2 separate regions of the Homo sapiens genome follow, and region 1 is linked to region 2. A link is an interaction called in ENCODE POLR2A ChIA-PET data of the cell type or tissue named here. Cell type or tissue: A673. All regions are shown on one strand. Links, peaks and the distances in the headings refer to the core of each region. The heading gives the core; the rest is flanking DNA.

The links. ChIA-PET counts read pairs that join two places held together with the same protein. Peaks named below come from ENCODE experiments on the same cell type or tissue, not always from the same donor. Only the 100,000 strongest peaks of a DNase experiment are listed, where the experiment ranks them.
Region 1: POLR2A ChIA-PET joins it to region 2 with 13 read pairs; 8 of 35 experiments call an interaction of 5 or more read pairs at or near these places.

What each region holds. Positions count from the first base shown.
Region 1 is chr6:134,291,158-134,301,410 of GRCh38, forward strand. The region is part of intron 1 of SGK1 (serum/glucocorticoid regulated kinase 1); the gene reads right to left. It also overlaps the pseudogene KRT8P42. Among named protein-coding and RNA genes, the nearest start is that of SGK1, 22 kb to the right of the region's middle. RefSeq lists enhancers at 4,751-4,850, 4,911-5,010, 5,488-5,989. In A673, for the core only: no CTCF peak of the experiment used is centred there; no DNase peak of the experiment used is centred there.
Region 2 is chr6:134,344,439-134,354,691 of GRCh38, forward strand. LOC105378009 (a long non-coding RNA gene) reads right to left here and starts at 3,993. Exons shown (of 2, transcript XR_943002.3): 1 at 3,758-3,993. In A673, for the core only: no CTCF peak of the experiment used is centred there; no DNase peak of the experiment used is centred there.

The sequences.
Region 1 (10,253 bases), core at 4,438-6,937, 52 kb before region 2:
ATTTGGAGTGAAAGGTAGGCAGTGAAGCGCCCTGTTAGGAGCCCTCTGAAGGAGTCCAGAGGAGAATCAATCAGGCCTCCTTACTGTAGCAGAGCGGTGGATGTAGGCATTAGTTACACACTTAAAATAAAAATTACAGGAGGCTGTTGAACTAAGCTCCTGCACTAGGCCCCAACAGACCGGACTAAAAATCAAAATGGAGTCACCTATGCTACAGTTCCACATCAGCAAACCCAAACTAAGTTGTTATCTGACCTTACGAGAAATCCAAAGAGAGATAACAGCCAATATCCCACACAGCCCAGTTTCAGTCTTCAGTTGGCATGATAATAAAGCCTTCTTTGCTTTGATCCTTATGCAAGAAAAGTGGCCTAAAGACACCTAATGTTAATCAGTTGTTTTTCTATTGTTCTGTCTCCCTGTTCTGCCTCACAAGGAAAGTAGCCTTAAAATGACGAATAACTCTTTGTTCTTTGTTTCTTTCTTCAGGCCTCCTCTGTCTATATAAAGCTAATCCCCTTTGCTTAGCTGATTGGAACACTTATTCTATTTTATGGGATGAACTGTTGCCTGATTCTAAAATTGCAATAAAGCCAACTGAAATCTTTAAACTACATTTGTGGCCAGGCACGATGGGTCACGCCTGTAATCCAACAACTTTGGGAGGCCAAGACAGGCAGATCACTTGAGGTCAGGAGTTCGAGACCAGCCTGACCAACATGGTGAAACTCCGTCTCTACTAAAAATACACATACAAAAAATAGCCAGGCATGGTGGCACGTGCTTTTAATCCCAGCTATTCAGGAGGCTGAGGGACAAGCCTTGAACCCAGGAGGCGGAGGTTACAGTGAACTGAGATCACACCGTTGCACTCCAACCTGGGTGACAGAGCAAGACTCTCTCTCAAAAAAAAAAAAAACACTAGATTTTTTGAAATTTTGTTTTTTGACACATATTATGGCAAGACAACAAATCATTTTGTAGAAATTGTACACTCTTAGAGGTGAAGCAAACTTTTGCCATTTTATAGACAAAGAAAGTGAGACTCGTTTTACAGATGAGGAAAGTGACACCCAGAGAAGTTCCTTTAGTGAAACCTCAAAGACTTCATTACTCTGCACAAATGGAATTTGTTTTGAAATGAAGCCCAGGGGGCCGGGCGCGGTGGCTCATGCCTGTAATCCCAAAACTCTGGGAGGCCGAGGCGGGTGGATCACCTGAAGTCAGGAGTTCAAGACCAGCCTGGCCAACATGGTGAAACCCCGTCTCTGCTAAAAATACAAAAACTAGCTGGGGGTGGTGGCTGGCGCCTGTAATCCCAGCTACTCGGGAGGCTGACGCAGGAGAATAGCTTGAACCCAGGAGGCAGAGGCTGCAGTGAGCCGAGATTGCGCCACTGCACTCCAGCCTGGGTGACAAAGTGAGACTGTCTCAAAAAAAAAGAAAATGAAGCCCAGGAATAGGTTATATGTTCTAGGAGAAGGAATTATTTTACAAACATTAGATTAAGTAGATACAGAAAAGTGAGAGAAAAAGATGAAAAGGATCCAAAATGCATTTGAATAGGAAAGAAATGGCTGTAAAAAGCTTTTGGCAGTAGACATGACTGACCTTAAAACACTTAAGCTAGTCACTTACTCTATCAAGAATTCTGACTTGAACAGTCACTTAAATATTTCCGTCTTTTAAAGAAGGTTGGAAGTACTACTGATACATCTTCCCAATGATCAAAATGTCAGAGTTCTCACTTGACAGAATAAAAAAAGACAAAAGAGGGAAATTAAATGACAGCACCATGGGCACGGAAGGTGATTCCCTAAATCGTATATCATCTTCATAATTGGATAACTCTCTTGTTTCCAGACTGTGCTTTCAGATAAACTCCCTGTTTTCATCTGTGTGCCATAAAAGACACGAAGAGGGAGAGAATATTTTTAAGTTCTGAAGAATTAAGCTCCTGCAATCTGTACTTTAGGATCTAGATAATGTAAAATGGCTCATAATTTGCCAGTTTCTAATAAGCTGTACAAATCTCACTATTACATTGAAAACAATTTGTATATTTCAAAAAATGTCTTAAATAGTTACAACTTACCAAGATAACATTGCAAAGGAGTATTAGCCTTAATATTTCAAGAGGCTTTGCTGGTCAATGTCCCCAAATGGTAAAAACTTAAGGTTAGAGGCAAATGAGAGAGTTAGATCAGTGTTTATTTATTTGCCAAACTACTATTAAAAAGAAAAACAAGCAAAAACACCTAGGCTGTATGATTGACATTCATACAGCCTTGATTAGATAGAAGTTTCACTTTACAAACAGGTTTTGACATTGTGTAGATAAAACTTTGATATCAAACCTTTAAACCTCAAGATTTGATAATATTTACTTTAATAAGAACTTCTATCTTCTACTTAAATGTCAAAAAGAACAGAAATCAGACCACTTACTAAAAGGAAGCAGACTTGGAATCCACATTGGTTATCTTTCGTGAGTTAGGAAAAAGTTAATAGTATAAGGCCAAACTCAAGGAAGCCTGAATATTAAGATGATTTATGGAGACACTGAAGACATAAATCAGATATAATTATCTGATTTACAAAAACTAGTCATTTCACCTCCTCAAATGGCCTCATAATTCCTTGATGACGCATGGCAGAAAAGTGCTCATGTCAAACTAAAATGCAGACAAATGGAAAGATAAATGGCCACATCCCAGTAACAATTTGACATCCCATTATTCCTCTTGAGGATTTCACCTGTGTACATCCAGAAGGTGCTAGGTGAATGAAAGGCATTCGGTTTTTAGGATTTTAGCAACACACATGAGAAAAGGTTCACTTTTGCGCCCACTGACAATCAGATGAAGATTCAGGTCATGTTGCAAGTTTTTCTGAACATGTGGCTGTGCAGATAGCTCAGGTCCTGAGCAAAAACAACAGCAAAGAACCCTTTGGCAGTGAAGCCTATCTTGGCCTCTGATCCCTTGGTCCTTCCTACTCACCTTCCTGTCTTTATTTTTCTTCAGCACGTTTCCCATCTAATATACTGTGCTGTATTTTTTTTCATTGTGATGAAATATACATCACATAAAATTTACCACTTTAGCCATTTTTAAGTGTGCAGTTTGGTCACATTAGTACAATGACGTTGTTGAGCAACCATCACCGCTATCCAGTCTCCAAAACTGTTTTCATCTTCCCAAACTGAAGCTCCATACCCATGAAATAGTAATTCCTCATCCCCCTTCTTCCCTAGTCCCTGGCAAGGACCATTCTACTTTCTGTCTATAAATGGGACTACTCTAAGTACCTCATGTAAATTGAATTATACAGCATTTGTCCTTTTGTGACCAAGTATTTTACTTATAAATTTGTGTTTATTTTATTTCATTTTTGAAATGGAGGCTCACTTTGTTACCCAGGCTGGAGTGCAATGGCATTATCTCGGCTCACTGCAACCCTCGCCTCCAGGGTTCAAGTGATTCTCCTGGCTCAGCCTCCTGAGTAGCTGGGATTACAGATGTGCACCACCCCCCCAACCAGCTAATTTTTGTATTTTTAGTAGAGACGGGGTTTCACCATGTTGACCAGGCTGGTCTCGAACTCCTGATCCTCCCCCCTTGGCCTCCCAAAGTGCTGGGAATACAGGCGTGAGCTACCACGCCCAGCCAGTGAATCTTTATTAATGTGTTAGATAACAAAGTCTAGAGGAAAGCTAATAATTACTGTAAATTTCTCAGTAATGATGAGCATAAACGATATGGTGCCTTGAACAACTGTCATATGACATGAAAATATCTATGATTTTTATTAGTGACAAAATTGCAGGTCCTGGTAAAACGATTGTGGTTTTTGGCTACATTTATAATTGGAGAGACTAGATTTCAGCTAGAGATGAGTGAAAATGAATATGTAATTTTTTTTTTCATCCAAGTTCTGAATTTCCTCCATTGACATTCTCCTGCCCCCCAAGGGATGTCTGGATGCTGGGTTAAGAGCCCTTGGCTGGGTAGCTGGATAGTGCAGTTGGGGAAGAGTAAGCTATTCTGCATGGTTGGAGAATGGAGTCCAATGGATGAGGAAGGAGAAGCAGGAGAAAGAAGAAGAGACGAGGGGGCAGAGAGCTGAGCCAGGGCCCCATCTCAGCTATATAAATATAAGGGTAAGGAATTAGGGCTCTGTTTTGAGAGTCACAATAAACCACTGACATATTTTAAGCACAGGGATATCAAGGTCCCACTTGTATTTTAGAAAGCCCTTCTAGGACCAGGTGTGGTGGCTCAAACCTGTAATCCCAGCACTTTGGGACGCCAAGGCAGGTGGATAACCTGAGGTCAGGAGTTCGAGACAAGCCTGGCCATCATGGCGAAACCTTGTCTCTACTAAAAATACAAAAATTAGCTGGGCATGGTGGTGCGTGCCTGTAATCCCAGCTACTGGGGGACTGAGGCAGGAGGATCGCTTGAACCTGGGACCCGGAGGTTGCAGTGAGCTGAGATCGTGCCACTGCACTCTAGCCTAGACAACAGAGTGAGACTCCATCTCAGAAAAAAAAAAAAAAAGCCCTATAGATGGCAACCTGGAGGATTCTATGGGGAATAGTTGCAGGAGGCCAGGAGCAGGACAGTAGCAAGAGGCCATTAAAAAGATGGTAGCAGTTCTCCAGGTAAGGTTCAAGGTGGCCTGAGCTTGGGAAATGGCAATGCAGACAGTCAGTAAGGACATGGGAGTGGGAACCCATGGCAATTTAGAAGGTAGAATTAAAAGTGGATTCTCTTTTACTCCTAGGATGAAGAATCTGAATGTAAGCATGAGAACAAAGAAGTTCACTTCAATTTTCTCAAGTTCCTGCTGTAACAGATGGTCAGCATAGAATGCTCAGCGAAAAACCACAGTAGTTGCCAGAGAAGTCATGTGATGTAATGGGAAGAGAATCTCAAATGTCATCAGTCGACGTGAGTCTTCTTATCTGTGTGACCATGGGGAAGTTACTTATGCTTCCTCATGACCAGTATCCTCACTGGCAAAGCAAGGCTAAGGACACCAGCATTCCTGAGTTGTGAGTCACAAGGGAGAGATGATCATTGGACATTTTGTAAATTTTTCATTTTGTTTATCATATTATTGTTTTTATAGGCGAGATATTGCTGTGTTGGCCGGGCTGGAGTGCAGTGGGGCAATTTTAGCTCACTGCAGCATCCAACTTCTGGTTCAAGCAATCCTCTCACTTCAGCCTTCCAAGTAGTTAGGACTACAGGCATATGCTGCTGTGCTCAGCTAACTTTTTCATTTTTTGTAGAGACAGGATCTCACTTTGGAAGGCAGCTATGCTCACCACTACACTGCCAACACCAGGATCTCACTTTGTTGCCCAAGCTGGTCTTGAACTCCCGGACTCAAGCAACCCTCTTGCCTCAGCCTCCTAAAGTGCTGAGATTACAGGCGTGAACCACACCATGCCTGGCCCATTTTGTCAATTAAGTGTTTTGGAAATGCTACTTGTTCATTATAATCAATCAGTAAAGGATAATTATTGTAGAAATTAGTATTTACTAAGAGTTGAAAAAGCATTCAGCTCTTTTTTTTTTGGCAGAGCTAGCTGAGGTTTTATTTTGGACCAAAAAAAAAAAAAAAAAAAAAACAGTTGAATTGTTTTGTAGCTGGAGGCATGGGCAAGGGGGGGTCCCCAAGCAGTAAACTTCCCCGCACGTGGGCTGAGGGCTAGGACTGAGCCTCAGGTGGGTCTCCTGTTCCCTGTCCTACCCTGCACAGGGGCCTCCCTCCTGGGCTCTGGGGCAGCCGCAAGAGGGGCAGGCTGGGAGGGGCTGCCATGGCTGTTCACTCGGGCAGGACATCAGAGGACTTGGACACCAGCTTCCCATTGCGGGTCTCGATCTTCTTCACAACCACAGCCCTGGTGGAGCTGATGTGGCTGAAGGAGCTAGAGTTCAGGCCGTAGCTGAGGCTGGGACTTGTGAGGCCCCCATAGGCTGAGCACAGACCACCTGCATAGCCGCTGGTGGTCTTCGTATGGATACTCACATTCTGTATCCCAGACTCCAGCCGGCATTTCTAGCCCTCCAGCAGCTTCCTGTAGGTTGCGATCTCAATGTCCAGGGCCAGCTTGACGTTCATCAGCTCCTGGTACACACGCAGCTATCGCGCCATGTCCTGCTAGGCCCGCTGCAGGGCGGCCTCCAGCTCAGACAGCTTGGCGTTGGCATCCTTAACAGCCAGCTCCCCATGCTGCTCGGCATCTGCGATGGCAGTCTCCAGGGAAGCCCTCTGGCCTTTGAGACCCTCAGTCTCAGCCTGGAGCCAGCTGATGTTCCGGTTCATCTTGGAGATCTCTGTCTTGTTTTTGAGACAGAGTCTCACTCTGTCGCCCAGGCTGGAGTGCAGTGGCACGATCTCGGCTCACTGCAAGCTCCGCCTCCCAGGTTCAAGGGATTCTCCTGCCTCAGTCTCCTGAGTAGCTGCAATTACAGGCGTGCACCACCACCCCAGGCTAATTTTTGTATTTTTAGTAGAGACAGGGTTTCACCCTGTTGGTCAGGCTGGTCTTGAACTTCTGACCTCGTGATCAGCCTGCCTCGGCCTCCCAAAGTGCTGGGATTACAGGCGTGAGCCACTGCGCCCGGCCTAGATCTCAGTCTTTGTATGCTGCAGGTCATCCCCGTGCTTCCCAGCCAGCATCTGCAGCTCCTCATATTTGATCTGGTACATGCTCTCAGCCTCACTCCGGCTGCGGTTGGTGATCTCCTCGTACTGCGCCTTGACCTCAGTGATGATGCCGTCCATGTCCGGGGAGCGGCTGTTGTCCATGGACAGCATCACAGACGTATCCGAGATCTGGGACTGCAGCTCCCGATCTCTTCATACAGCTGCCTCAGGAAGTTGATCTCGTCAGTCAGCCCTTCCAGGTGAGACTCCAGCTCTACCTTGTTCATGTAAGCTTCATCCACATCCTTCTTGATGAGGACAGATTCATTCTCCATCTCTGTAAGCTTATTGATCTCATCCTCACCAGCCCCTGCATGTTGCCAAGCTCTGCCTCCAGCTTCAGCTTCTCCTGGCCCCGAGTCTCCAGCTGCCGCCTAAGGTTGTTGAAGTAGCTCTCGAACATGTTGTCCATGTTGCTCCAAGCTGTCTTCTGCTGCTGCAGGAGGCTCCACTTGGTCTCTAGCATCTTGTTCTGCTGCTCCAGGAACCGTACCTTGCCTATGAAGGAGGCAAACTTGTTGCTGAGGGTCTTGATCTTCCCCTTCTTTTGGGTGCGCAGGCCTGGATGTTGGGATCCACCTCCAGATTAAGTGGGCTCAGCAGGCTCTGGTTGACTGTGACGGCAGTGATGCCTCCCATGCCGCTGGCCCCACCATAGCCTCCACCCAGGCTACCCTGGAAGCTGCTGCTGCCCACTCAGGAGGAGCTTGAGGAGCTGATGCAGGTACTGGGCCCACTCGTGTAGGAGCGGCTGCTGAAGGCCCGGGGGCCAGAGATGGACAACTTGTAGGACTTCTGGGTCACCCTGATGGACATGGTGGAGGCAGGAGTGGAGGCAGGCGGGCTGAACCAGGCAGAGATTCCAGAAGGAGTGAAGAAGCTGCTTCTTGATAGCATTCAGCTCTTATTTATTTATTTATTTATTTATTTATTTATTTGAGATGGAGTCTCTCTCCGTCGCCCAGGCTGGAGTGCAGTGGCTCAATCTCGGCTCACTGCAACCTCTACCTCCTTGGTTCATGTGATTCTCCTGCCTCAGCCTCCTGAGTAGCTGGGATTACAGGCATGCACTACCATGCCCAGCTAATTTTTGTATTTTTAGTAGAGCAGGGGTTTCACCATGCTGGCCAGAATGGTCTCAATCTCCTGACCTCGTGATCCACCTGCCTCGACCTGCCAAAGTGCTGGGATTACAGGTGTGAGCCACAGCACCCAGCTCTCAGCTCTTAATTTAATTGCATTTAAAGAAAGCAATCTGTGCAATTCACAGTAGCTGGCAGCCAGGATAACCCAGGGAAACCTCATCCTTACAAAAAAATTACAAAAAAAAAAAAAAAAGCCAGGCATGGCAGCTCATGCCTATAGTTCCAGCTACTCTGGAGGCTGAGGTGCAAGGATCGCTTGAGCCAGTGAGGTCGAGGATGCAGTGAGCTGTGATTGTGCCACTGCCTTCTAGTCTCGGCAGCAGAGCTAGACCTTATCTCAAACAAAACAAACAAAACAAAAAAAATAATAGCTGAGTAAGTGTCATAGATCACATGGAACAAAAGCTGGCTCTGGAAACATATGCAGAATTTAGCTAAGTGTGGAGTAAGGGTGAAATTGTGAGCAAAACAAGCTTCCTGAGAGATCAGAGGTGGGGAGTTATGCCAAGAAGTGAAGGGAGTGAGGTAAGGTATGCTGATGTGTGCAGAACAGGGAGGACTTTGAAAACTATGCAGAGTGGTTGGCTGACATACAGTAAAACTCATAACAAGTATGCTCATTAGCATAATTATTAAACTCTGGCTTAGTAAACCACTTAAAAAAAAAGATTTCCAATGTGGAAATACTCAATGTTTGGATATGCCTGTTCATTCTAGTTTAGGCATTTCCTTCTGACAGGTTTTTAGAGCCTCTGGTAGCTTTTCCAATCCCTGTGACTTTTTTTTTTTTTTTGCCCTGAGTTTGGAGGAGTCGGATAATGAAATTTAAACTAAAGCATGTTAGCATCACCTATACTCAAGAAGGTCCAAATACCTCAATTCTTCACAAAATAAAATGCTTTTTTAATTCAAAAAAAGAAAGTAAGTCAAAAAGAGAGAGAGAAAAAAAACACACAGCAGATAACTGAGAAAATAAGAGAGTTTATTGCCACTAAAAAAGGAACCTGGCTTCTAACATCATATTTGCCATTTCTCTATGTGACTCTAGGGAAGTACTTTTCTCTCTCAATGCCTTCTTCCCTCAGGAAAACCTTATTACTATGAGAAAGATGTTAATTTGTCTAAAGTGCTGTAATTTTTTCATGGGGATGTTAAGGAGGGAAAGGCAGGGAGAAAGAAGATGGGGAGAGATGAGTTAAGAGATGAGTTAAGGTGAAAGATGGTGGTGGCAGGCGGGGCGCAATGGCTCACGCCTGTAATCCCAGCACTTTGGGAGGCCGAGACGGGCAGATCACGAGGTCAGAAGATTAAGACCATCCTGGCTAACATGGTGAAACCCCAACTCTACTAAAAATTCAAAAAAATTAGCCAGGCGTGTGGCGGGCGCCTGTAGTCCTAGCTACTCGGGAGGCTGTGGCAGGAGAATGGCATGAACCCGGGAGGCGGAGGTTGCAGTGAGCCGAGATCGCGCCACTGCACTCCAGCCTGGGCAACAGCGCAAGACTCTGTCTCAAAAAAAAAAAAAAAAAGAAAGAAAGATGGTGGTGGCTTGCACCAAGGGATAGGCCCTGGAGATAAAGAGAAAGGAGTTAAAAATAAATGTTTGGTTTTTTTTTTTTTTTTTGGAGATGGAGTCTCGCTCTGTTGCCCAGGCTGGAGTGCAATGGCATGATCTCGGCTCACTACAACCTCCACCTCCTGGGTTCAAGCAATTCTCCTGCCTCAGCCTCCCGAGTAGCTGGGATTACAGGCATGCGCCACCACACCCGGCTAATTTTTGTATTTTTAGTAGAGAGGGGGGTTTCACCATCTTGGCTAGGCTGGTCTTGAACTCCTGACCTCGGGTGATCTACCCGCCTCGGCCTCCCAAAGTGGTAGGATTACAGGCGTGAGCCACCGCGCCTGGCCAAGAAATGTATTTTGGAAGTAAACACAGTAGAATATGCTGATGAATTGCACTGACGTTGGGAGAAAAGAAAGAGAAATAATTTCTAGATTTCTCACTCTCACAAATGAGTTATGTAGTAGTATCATTTACTGAAATAGAGAAAAATAGGAAGAAAAATCAAGAGTTGGGTTTTGAACAGGACTAGCTCAAGATGTGTGTGAGACATTTCAATGGGAATGTTTAGTAAACAATTGGGAACAGAGGTCTGGCATTCAGGCAACTAAGTTTCTGAATAACAGATTACATTTAAAGCACAGGAATGAATGAACCTGTGTGTGGAGGAGGAGGGAGAGTGGATGGGAAAGTGAGAAAGATGGAGAACTACAGTAAGAGGGAAAGGGCAAAAAGATGTTCAGAGGCTGGTGAGCCAAGGACTGAGTTTGAGCCATCCCCACATTATTGGTAAGACAGAGCAGGAAGGCCTGAAAGGAAACTAA
Region 2 (10,253 bases), core at 3,374-5,873:
ATTACAGGCATTAGCCACTGTGCTTGGCCAACTACTAACCTTTCTTCTCCAAATTCCAGCTCCACATTTCTTTTTTCAATTTTTGAGACAAGGTCTCATTCTGTCACCCAGGCTGGAGTGCAGTGGTGCAATCTGGCTCACTACAACCTCTGTCTCCAGTGCTCAAGTGATACTCCCACTTTGGCCTCCGGAGTAGTTAGGACCACAGGTGTGCATCACCACACCAGGCTAATTTTTGTATTTTTTTTTTTTTTTTTTTTGGTAGAGACAGGGTTTTGCCATGTTGCTCAGGCTGGTCTTGAACTGCCAGGCTCAAGCTATCTGCTCGCCTCAGCCTTCCAAAGTGCTGGGATTGCAGGCATAAGCCACTGTGCCCAGCCCAACTTCACATTTTTATGTTACTGGGTTAGATTACTTTAACGCAGTTAAATTTAAAGTTTAACTTTTAAATTTTCATGTTAGAAATGATAAGCCGGGTGTGGTGGCACATCCCTGTAGTCCCAGCTACTCAGGAGGCTGAGGCAGGAGGATTACTTGAGCCAGGGGTTCGAGGCCAACCTGGACAACATTAACGTAGTGAAACTCCATCTCTAATATAATAAAAATAAAAATAAAAATAAAAATGATAGCCCAGACTAGGATAAAAAGATAAAGCTGCTCTCAGCCACAGGGAAGCACATCTTTTACATACACTCTTTTCCCTGGGCTTCAAGCAGAAGAACTGATAGAAGACAACTCCGTATTTTGCCACAGGTACAAGCTACATAAGGCGGATCCTATGATGGGAAGCTTTGTTTTAATTTTTATTCCAAAATCCTTTTATTCTCCAACTCAAATTTTCAATAGGCTGGGCGAGGTGGCTCACGCCTGTAATCTCAGCACTTTGGGAGGCCGAGGCAGGAGGATCACCTGAGGTTGGGAGTTCAAGACCAGCCTGACCAACATGGTGAAATCCCGTCTCTACTAAAAATACAAAATTAGCTGGGTGTGGTGGCACATGCCTGTAATCCCAGCTACTCAGGGGGCTGAGGCAGGAGAATCCCTTGAACCTGGGAAGCGGAGGTTGTGGTGAGCCGAGATGGCACCATTGCACTCTGGCCTGGGCAACAAGAGTGAAACTCCATCTCAAAAAAAAATTTTTTTTTCAATAGATAAACATGCATTTTGTTTCAACAATTATGGCAAGGCATTGGGCTGGCTATCAGAGATGCAGCAGAGAGCAAGACAATAAATTGGGTTCATGCCTTCCAGGAGTATAAAGACCAGTGGTGACAATTCTTGGAGAATGAGATGGACTCAGGAAAGTAAACGAGAATTGCACTAGGCATACCAAGCACCATGAAGGGAGCACTATATTTGGGAGCATATAATGAGTGCAATCCTAGACTGGGTGACAGAAAAGGCTTCCCTACAGGAACTGATATTTAAGCTGAGAGCTGGAGGATATGTAAGACTGAGCCAAGCAAGCAGAAGGAGGAAGCGTGTTCCAGGCAGACGGACAGCGTGAGTGAGTCCCAAAGGCAAGTGGGAATGGGGCATGTTCCAAGAATTCAAAGGAACTCCTGTGGCTGGAGAGGAGTGTAGGGGAGAGGCACACTTGGAGGCGAGGCCAGGGAGAAAGGCGGGTCAGTGAGGGAGGTCATTGGCAGCCACGTGATGCAGCCCTTTGCGTGCTGTTATGAAGACGTGGGACTTCAAAATTCTTTCCTTATTTTATACTCTAGGACAGCCACTGTCAGAGAGATTAACTGGCTTTTCTAAAATCAACTATCAGGCTGGGCATTGTGGCTCATCCCTGTAATGTCTGTAATCCCAACACTTTGAGAGGCTGAGGCAGGAGGATGGCTTGAAGCCAGGAGTTTGAGAACAGCCCTTGCAACCTAGGGAGGTCCTGTGTCTACAAAAAATAAAAACATTAGCCAGGTGTAGTGGCACACAGGTGTAGTCCCAGCTGCTCAGGAGGCTGAGGTGGGAGGATCACTTGAGGCTGGGAGGTTAAGGCTGCAGTGAGCTGTAATTGCACCACTGCATTCCAGCTTGGGGCAATAGAGTGAGACTCTGTCTCAAAAATAAACAAAATATCAAAAATCAAATGTCTGTATATTGACGGACCACTGTGTCTTCCTTGGGTTTCCCCAGAGCAGATCATTACACAAGGATTCAATTATTTGGGGGATTAGCTTACGAAACACCAGCAAGGAAAGGGCACAGGAAACCCAGTTCCTGTTTAGTTCTGGTTTGAAGGCCACGGTAGGGGTGGGGTGGGGATATTCATTGTCTGGCACTTCCAGTCTGCTGCCTGGGTGGGGACACTGGGTCCAGAGGCAGCTCTCAGGTGAAGGAATGCAGATGTGGAGAGTTGGGCATTTGGAATGGTGGTCTGCATGCACTGAGTGGCCAGGGCGAGGGGACACGGGCCGGGCACTGAGTTATCTGCTGCAAACAGTTCTATGGCTCTGATTCTGAGCCCCTACACCACACTACATTGGCTGGATTTGACTTGAATTCCACCTGACTAGCAGGTGAAAGATGCTTACTTGATGGTGGATAGAACCAGAAAAGTCACATAACATTCTAGAACTCTGTGCCGAGGCCCCGGCAATACCTCAGGTTCTAGGCCTCTGTCTCCTTCGTCACAGCATGCACTTCCCATAATTCTTTCCTTCACTTCGGAGTCTTAATACCAAAGGAAGACACGCCATTTTGAGCAGCCTATTAATTTGAAAGTGTCAAGTGTAACTAGGGAATAAATGAGACTCCTCAAAATGAGAGCTTAGTGAGGCATGAGGTAGTGAGCAAGGTCAAGCGCTTAGCTTAAAACAGCTGGATTAATTAGGGTAAAGTCTTTGGGCTTGGGATTTGGGGGCCTTTCTGACTCATGCAATTTTTCCAGAAATGAATGGGTCATATGTTTTGGGAATCTGATATTTAATGACAAGTTTTGGGGTTAAAAAAGTTCACAGTAAGTTTATGTTAGCAATAATTGTCCTTGGGGAGATTTTGCGGAGCAAGGGAAAGAGAGATGTTGGTTCTCCTTTCCTTCCTAGCTTTTTGCCCTCATCAAACATTTATAGCTGGAGGCCCTGTGAATTTCAATATCAACATCATGGTTCAGGTGCTCAAGGATTTCATAGTCTGTGAGAAGACAGACACACAGATAAACGCACACTAGCTAACAAGCCATGGAGCCCTGGGGCAATTTGTCAGCCTCTCCGGGCTCTGTTTCATTTGGAAGGACCTTGATGGACAAGTTCAGTGCTTCTCAACCTTGGCTGTTCATTGAAAGTACTTAGGGAACTTAGAAAGAACACCAGTGCCCCAGCTGGCCTCATGGCTCTGGAGTAAGGCCCAGGCGTTGGTATTTTTTTTAAAGGTTTTGCTAACTCTAAAAGTCCTTCCCCCAGTCTCCCCCAACCCACCCAGAGAGCCTGTACTCTGTTTAACTCAACAGAAGACAGGAGGTGGGAGGTGAAAATCACATTCCCTCCTCTTGGTCTGGTGAACACGTAGTGTGAGCGCAGTGGAGCTCTGTGTTAGGTGACCATATGCCAGCCGCCTCTTGGACTCTGAGTGAATAGCTCACCTCAATAGAACGCATAGAACACTCATTCCAGAAATAACAGGTGCCCACATTTTTCTTCCTTGGGAGACACATTCATGGAGCCAACAACTAATTATCATACCAAGAAAACAAAAACCGTGAGGGAGAGCAGAGGCGGGCTGGCAGCACCCTTGAGTTGTACAAACCGTGACTCACTGGTGTTCAAGGCTGAAGCATCTCCGTAGCATCTCTCTGAGAAGTATCCTGTGGTTATTTTGCAAAAGAAAGAAGGCAACGTGCTTTGCCGTGAGCCTGAACGGAAGGAGAGCTCTTCTCCAATCTCCTGCGTCCTCTGGTTGGCTTCGGACCACACCTGCCATTGAACTTTCCATAGCTGGAATAGAGAACACTTGGCTTCCACACCCCTGTTCTGGCGTGTTCACTACACTAACAACCTCTTCTGTTACGTACAAGGTAATTAAAGGATGAGCTTAGAAGCTGGCACCTTTCCTTTAAAGTAAAAGGCAGCTTACGTTTTGCTAGTGACAGTCTCCTGTAAAAATAACTCTCTTATTAGCGATGACATAAGAGCCACTGAAACCATCTCCGCTCATGGTTAAGCTTGGAGCCTGCCCCATGCCCTTCTGAGGCCCTTTCTCCAATACATGCTGACAAAATCGGCTCCCTGTGCGCCAACATCAACATAATGACCTCACCGTGGATGAGTCTATGAGTCTCTGAAGGCTGAATGATTCTTCAGAACACGCTGAGGAGATGAGCTAGAGGCATGAATAAATTGCTTGTACTTTTCCTTGCTGGCTGTAAAGCCAGCATTGCTCTATCTAATGGAATGTCTACAAAAAGCCACAAGAACTCCATCGTTGTTGTTGTTGTTTTTCTTTTTAGGCTGATAGGTTTTCTTTTTCATCTCCTGCAGCAGGTCTTGTTTGAGAGAACTTTGGAATGTGTAGTGACCACTAAGAGCATGGAATTGAATTAGCTGATTGATTACAAAGAGAGAGCCTCAATTTAAAAGATAGAGGCCCAGACCGGGCAAAGTGGATCGTTCCTGTAATCCCAGCACTTTGGGAGGCCGAGGCAGGAGGATCACTCGGGCCCAGGAGTTTGAGACCAGCCTGGGCAACATAGTGAGACCTTATCTCTACTAAAGATAAAAAAGCTACCTGGGCATAGTGGCACATGCCTGTGGTCCTATCTACTTGGGAGGCTGAGGTGGGAGGATCACTCGAGTCCAGAAAGTTGAAGCTGCAGTGAGCTGTGATCATGCCCACTGCACTCTAGCCTAAGCGACAGTGAGACCCCATCAAAAAAGAAAAAAAAAAAAGTAAAAGACAGAGGCCTATATCTGCCCAGTGAAGATCTGGCGGAGTCAAAACTCAGAATGAGGCTGGGTGCAGTGGCTCATACCTGTAATCCCAGCACTTTGGGAGGCCGAGTGGATCACTTGAGGTCAGGAGTTCGAGACCAGCCTGGGCAACAAGATGAAACCCAGTCTCTATTAAAAATACAAAAATTAGCCAGGCCTGGTGGCAGTCACCTGTAATCCCAGCTACTTGGGAGGCTGAGGCAGGAGAATCTCTTGAACCCAGGAGACAGAGGTTGCAGTGTCTGAAATCAAGTCACTGCACTTCAGCCTGGGCAGCAGAATGAGACTCTATCTCAAAAAAAAAAAAAAAAAAAAAAAAAAAAAAAAAAAAGAAACAGCTTGGAATGACACAACCCCAGGAAACTATCTTCATAATGTGTGGTGTGGACAGGGACCAATGGCATTAAAATATGTGAAATGAGTTTTCCAATTAGACAATTTTTTCATTTAAATTGTATTATTGTTATATTTGAAAAGCAATGGATGCCTTATGGAAAATATAGAAAACATAAGAAGAAGATTTTGAAAATCATTATATGCCTATACAAAATAATAAGTGTTACAGCTTATATTTTCTTCTAGTCTTTTTTCTTTGTGTTGCTTTTTGGTAACATACTGTTTATATGTATAAATATATAATATTTAGCAGGCACAAAAATCTTCTTGGGGCTTTAAAATTTTCATCTTTATACTAGGAATAATAATAGTATTACTATATAGCATAATATAGTATATAATTATAATATAGTATATATAGTAGTAATAGTACTACATATATAGTCTATATACTATTATATACAATAATAGCACATATTATATATGTGCATTCTCCTCTGTTTACTTAATGTGCATTTTTCTATTTTAAGATACACTTACCACAAAACATCTTTTGCAATGGCCACCAAATATTCCACTGTCATTATTTTTAATAAAAAATTTCCATACTTTATTCTATAAAGCTGAGTAGAAATTTTTTTTTCCGGCCAGATACTCTAACCAAAATATTGTGAAATAAAACAAAGGTCCTTTTCCATCTTATACATAGAGTCATTGAGAATAAAAAATGAAAATAATAATAAAGCTAAGGTCCTTTTCAATAAGTTACAAAATAAAATATAGAATCTCCAGTTAAATTTGAATTTCAGGTAAATAACAAGAATTTTTAAAAATGTAAGTATGTCCTAAACATTGCATGGGATATATATTTTATACCAAAATATTATTTGTCATTTGTCTGAAATTAAAATTTAACTGGGCCTGTATTTTTATTTGCTAAATCTACAACCTTATGAGTGAAATGAGAAAAAGGGAGGGGACCTGTTTACTTTGCCTAATTGTTACTAATTTTTTCAAAAAAGAAAGTCATTTTAACTTTTTATTAATAATCTACCATATGGTAACAGCTAAGCAGAAAATAAAAGTGAAAAAATAAATAAGAAAGAAGAAAAGAAAAGGTAAACAGACATAAGGTATTTACAGTCTCAAAAAATAAATAGAAGTGATATTATAGCTAACCAAAATTATTTTAAAGGTATATAACAGGCTGGGCACGGTGGCTCATGCCTGTAATCCTCACACTTTGGGAGGCTGAGGCGGGTGGATCACTTGAGGTCAGGAGTTCGAGACCAGCCTGGCCAACATGGTAAAACCCCATCTCTACTAAAAATACAAAAATTAGCCAAGTGTGGAGGCTCACGTCTGTAATCCTAGCTACTTGGGAGGCTGAGGCACGAGAATCACTTGAACCCAGGGGGCAGTGGTTGCAGTAAGCAGAGACCTCGCCACCACACTCCAGCCTGGGTGACAGAGTAAGACTCTGTCTCAAAAATAAATAAACAAATAAAAGGTATATAACAAAGAAAGGCATTTATGAATAGCTATTAGTTTTATGTTTTGAAAGCACTACAGGAAATTCATTCTAGTTTTTCAGATAATCATCAACACTGTGTTTTATACTTTAGGCTTTTCAGATAGAATATGATTATGTGGCAGCTCATACCTGAAATGACTCTTGTGGAATTCAGCTGAGGATATAGCCAATGGCCAAACCATTTGTTGCCAATTTCAGGAGTAATGGTCCTAATTGTTGAAGAATGGAGACTTTCTTCATAGGTTCTACCTGCAGAGGCCTCTCCCAATCATTGTAGACTAGTGGGGTTCTGATGAGAAGTTTCCTTTAGGGCCTTACACAAGAACGTTATGAAACCTCTGCTTTCTTGAAGAACCTAACAATTATCTGTAAGTCTAAGAGTCGTTTGCTGATAGTCAGTGGATGCTCCCGGATTTGTATACTCTGCTGAAGGGACTTAGAGCTGCTCATGGCTGGAAAGGGGGCTCAGAACTTTGTCTTGAAGCTGCCCCTGAAGAGCAAGCACAATAGCTTTATTTAGAAGAAATGATTACTTGGGGTAGCTGAAGAAGCAAGTAAAAAGGGGTTGGAGCTGGTGGCAGCCTAAAACCTCCCCCTTCCACTCCATGTCAGTGCTGCTGATTGTGTTTGGGGGAATAAAAGACATCATATAGCAATTGGCATAGGTCACAAAGGATCAGAAGACAGGCTAATGCTCTTAAATATGACTTAGAGGACTAAAAAAATACTGGTGAGAGACATTTCTAACCAGACTATAAAAGCTACGCGCTATCAGCATAGTTTCTTTCGTTTTGTTTTTCACCCAGAGATATCCCTCCAAAACGCAAGTCTGATCATAGCTCTTCTGAAAGCCTCTTCCTGGCCTCCCACTGCCTGCTGAATCAAGGTTGAGCATGAGAGTTGGTGTGACACAGGGGGCCCTGGCCAGCTCCTAGCCCTCCAGCTGCACCTACTCCCATTATCCCAGGCATCTCTTTGCTGCCTGTTGTTGCTTTCCCATCCAACTCGTCAGTAACACTGACTGCAAGTTTATAGGACAAGATACTATTTCATGCCTCTTTTGCACCTGCTGTTTTCTTTGCTTCCAAGAAAGCCTTGTGGCTTCCCCTCCCTCCACTCTCCCTCCCCCAAAGGCTGCCTGGTGACTGCTATTTCTCCCTGAGAACCAGCTCAGATGTCAGTTTCTGCAGGGCCCTTTCTTAACCACTCCTGACACCCCCAGGGTTAAAAGCTCTCCCTTTAAGCTGCTCTGCGTCCTTCTCACATGTTGTGTTGTATCAGATCATTGGTTCATTTTATTTATGTGTCCTCTTCCAATTCATAAGCTTGTTGGAAACAAGGCTCACCTTTTGATTTGTCTCTCTTTCCCTAGCAACTAGACAGAGTCTGATACATTATAATCAGTCAATATTTTTGGGTGAATGAATCCTAGATTTTAAGTTTAGCAATTATTCTATACTCAATAAATTTCCATGTATTTCATTGAAATTAATTCATCAATACATTTCAAAAATCTGAACTCCCAGCTGTACTGTAGGGTAAACTTTGTAAGTAGTGATGCGCTCCCTAGGTCTGCAGCTTTGAGATCTAAAACAGGGCTGTGCACAATCACTTTAGCTCCTGGCTAAGTCTTTGACCCTGCAATTTAGATGTGATTATATCTTTTGAATTCCCATTATATTTCTGTTGTCAACCTCTCAGACAGCTTAACCACAGTCAGGCAAAGGGAAGAAACACATTGAAGTCTGATTTACAACCTTGTGGTCTTTTGGAGCTGTAAGTCAGATTGAGAAGTTACAGGACAGGGAGACTTTGTAAAGTAGGAACTTCTCACAGTGGTAAGTCAGAAATGAGAAAATCCTAGGTCAGAGAAATAATGGTTCTCCAGTTGCAGGGAGTAGCTGCCATCACACTCTCCATCAACATAGGTCTTTGGGTATCTGCCCATTCTCTAATTCGAGTCTCAGTTTGATGTGAAGTTATCTTCTCTTCTTGAACTCACACATAAATAAGTTCTTCTTTGGAACAGAGGAGTGGATTGCTTGTCAGCCCCTCAGAGACTCCGTGGAACCAGGAGTGAGTCACTCCATGTGGTATTGAGGCTCTTTGTTTGACTAATCTCTCATTTAAGATGTTCAAGTGGCTAATAGATGGGAAAGTTCCCTGGAGAAAGTAACTTGCTTGCTTGTGAGTTTCCGTGTGAGGAATCTCTGAGATCTGCTTCTGAATAGCTCTGCTTTTCATCTTGATCATTCATTAATTCAAAAATGGCTTAAATTGTGGCCTAAACATTGAGGTTTGCTCTTCTCCCACAAATTTTAAACAGGAGACCCTTCCTTTTTTGAGATCTGCTTCGAATAGCTGTGCTTTTCATCTTGATCATTCATTAATTCAAAAATGGCTTAAATGTGACCTAAACGTTGAGGTTTGCTCTTCTCCCACGAATTTTAAATAGGAGACCTTTTCTCTTTACACAAGTTTGACAGACCAAGAGTATGTCCTAAAATTAAGCTGTAGTCTCTAAACTTATGACAGTTTGTGAGAGTTGAAATGCAGTAAATGCAGCTTGCAGTGCCTAGATCGTGATTGCTGGATGAAGATATCTTGGGAACAGAGTCCTTCCTATCTGTGATTGGTATTTTCCAGCTTCCCTCTTCCTTTGTGCAGTTCTGTTCCAGTCCCTGTGCCTCGCCGGCCCCACCTGGAATAGCATTTCTCCGTGTGAGCCTGGTATCTACTTCCTTTAAAAACATTGACAAAATAGGTTTTTCTTCTCTGTCTGAGGAGTCTAGATGAGTCCTCCAAAAAAGATGTGGAGTAAGGGAGTTGGGCCATAGGTCATCACTGCTACAATAGTCCATCTGTGCATACTCACACACACTAAAATCCACCAGTTCATCCTGATCCTGATACCTGTTTCTGATCTACAGGGTTCATTCTAGCCTCCTCTCCTCTTTCCTAATTTGTAACTCCTTTGTGTCACAGTGAGAAACCTGGTCTTCTTTATCTACAATAGGTTTACTTTTGTTCAATCCTAGTATAGATATAAAATAGTTTCAGAACTGCTAACTCATACCCATGAAAGACACAAATTTACTAGAGTATAATATTTATTTATGTATTTAATTTTTGAGATGGAGTTTCACTCTTGTCATCCAGGCTGGAGTGCAATGCCTCGATCTCAGCTCACTGTAACCTCTGCCTCCCAGGTTCAAGTGATTCTCCTGCCTCAGCCTCCCAAGTAGCTGGGATTACAGGCGCCCACCACCACACCCAGCTAATTTTGTATTTTTTAGTAGAGATGGAGTTTCCTCATGTTGGTCAGGCTGGTCTCAAACTCCTGACCTCAAGTGATCTGCCCACCTCAGCCTCCCAAAGTGCTGGGATTACAGGCATGAGCCATCACGCCCAGCCAAGTATAATGTTTATGTACAGTTCTTTTGTCTTTAACCATT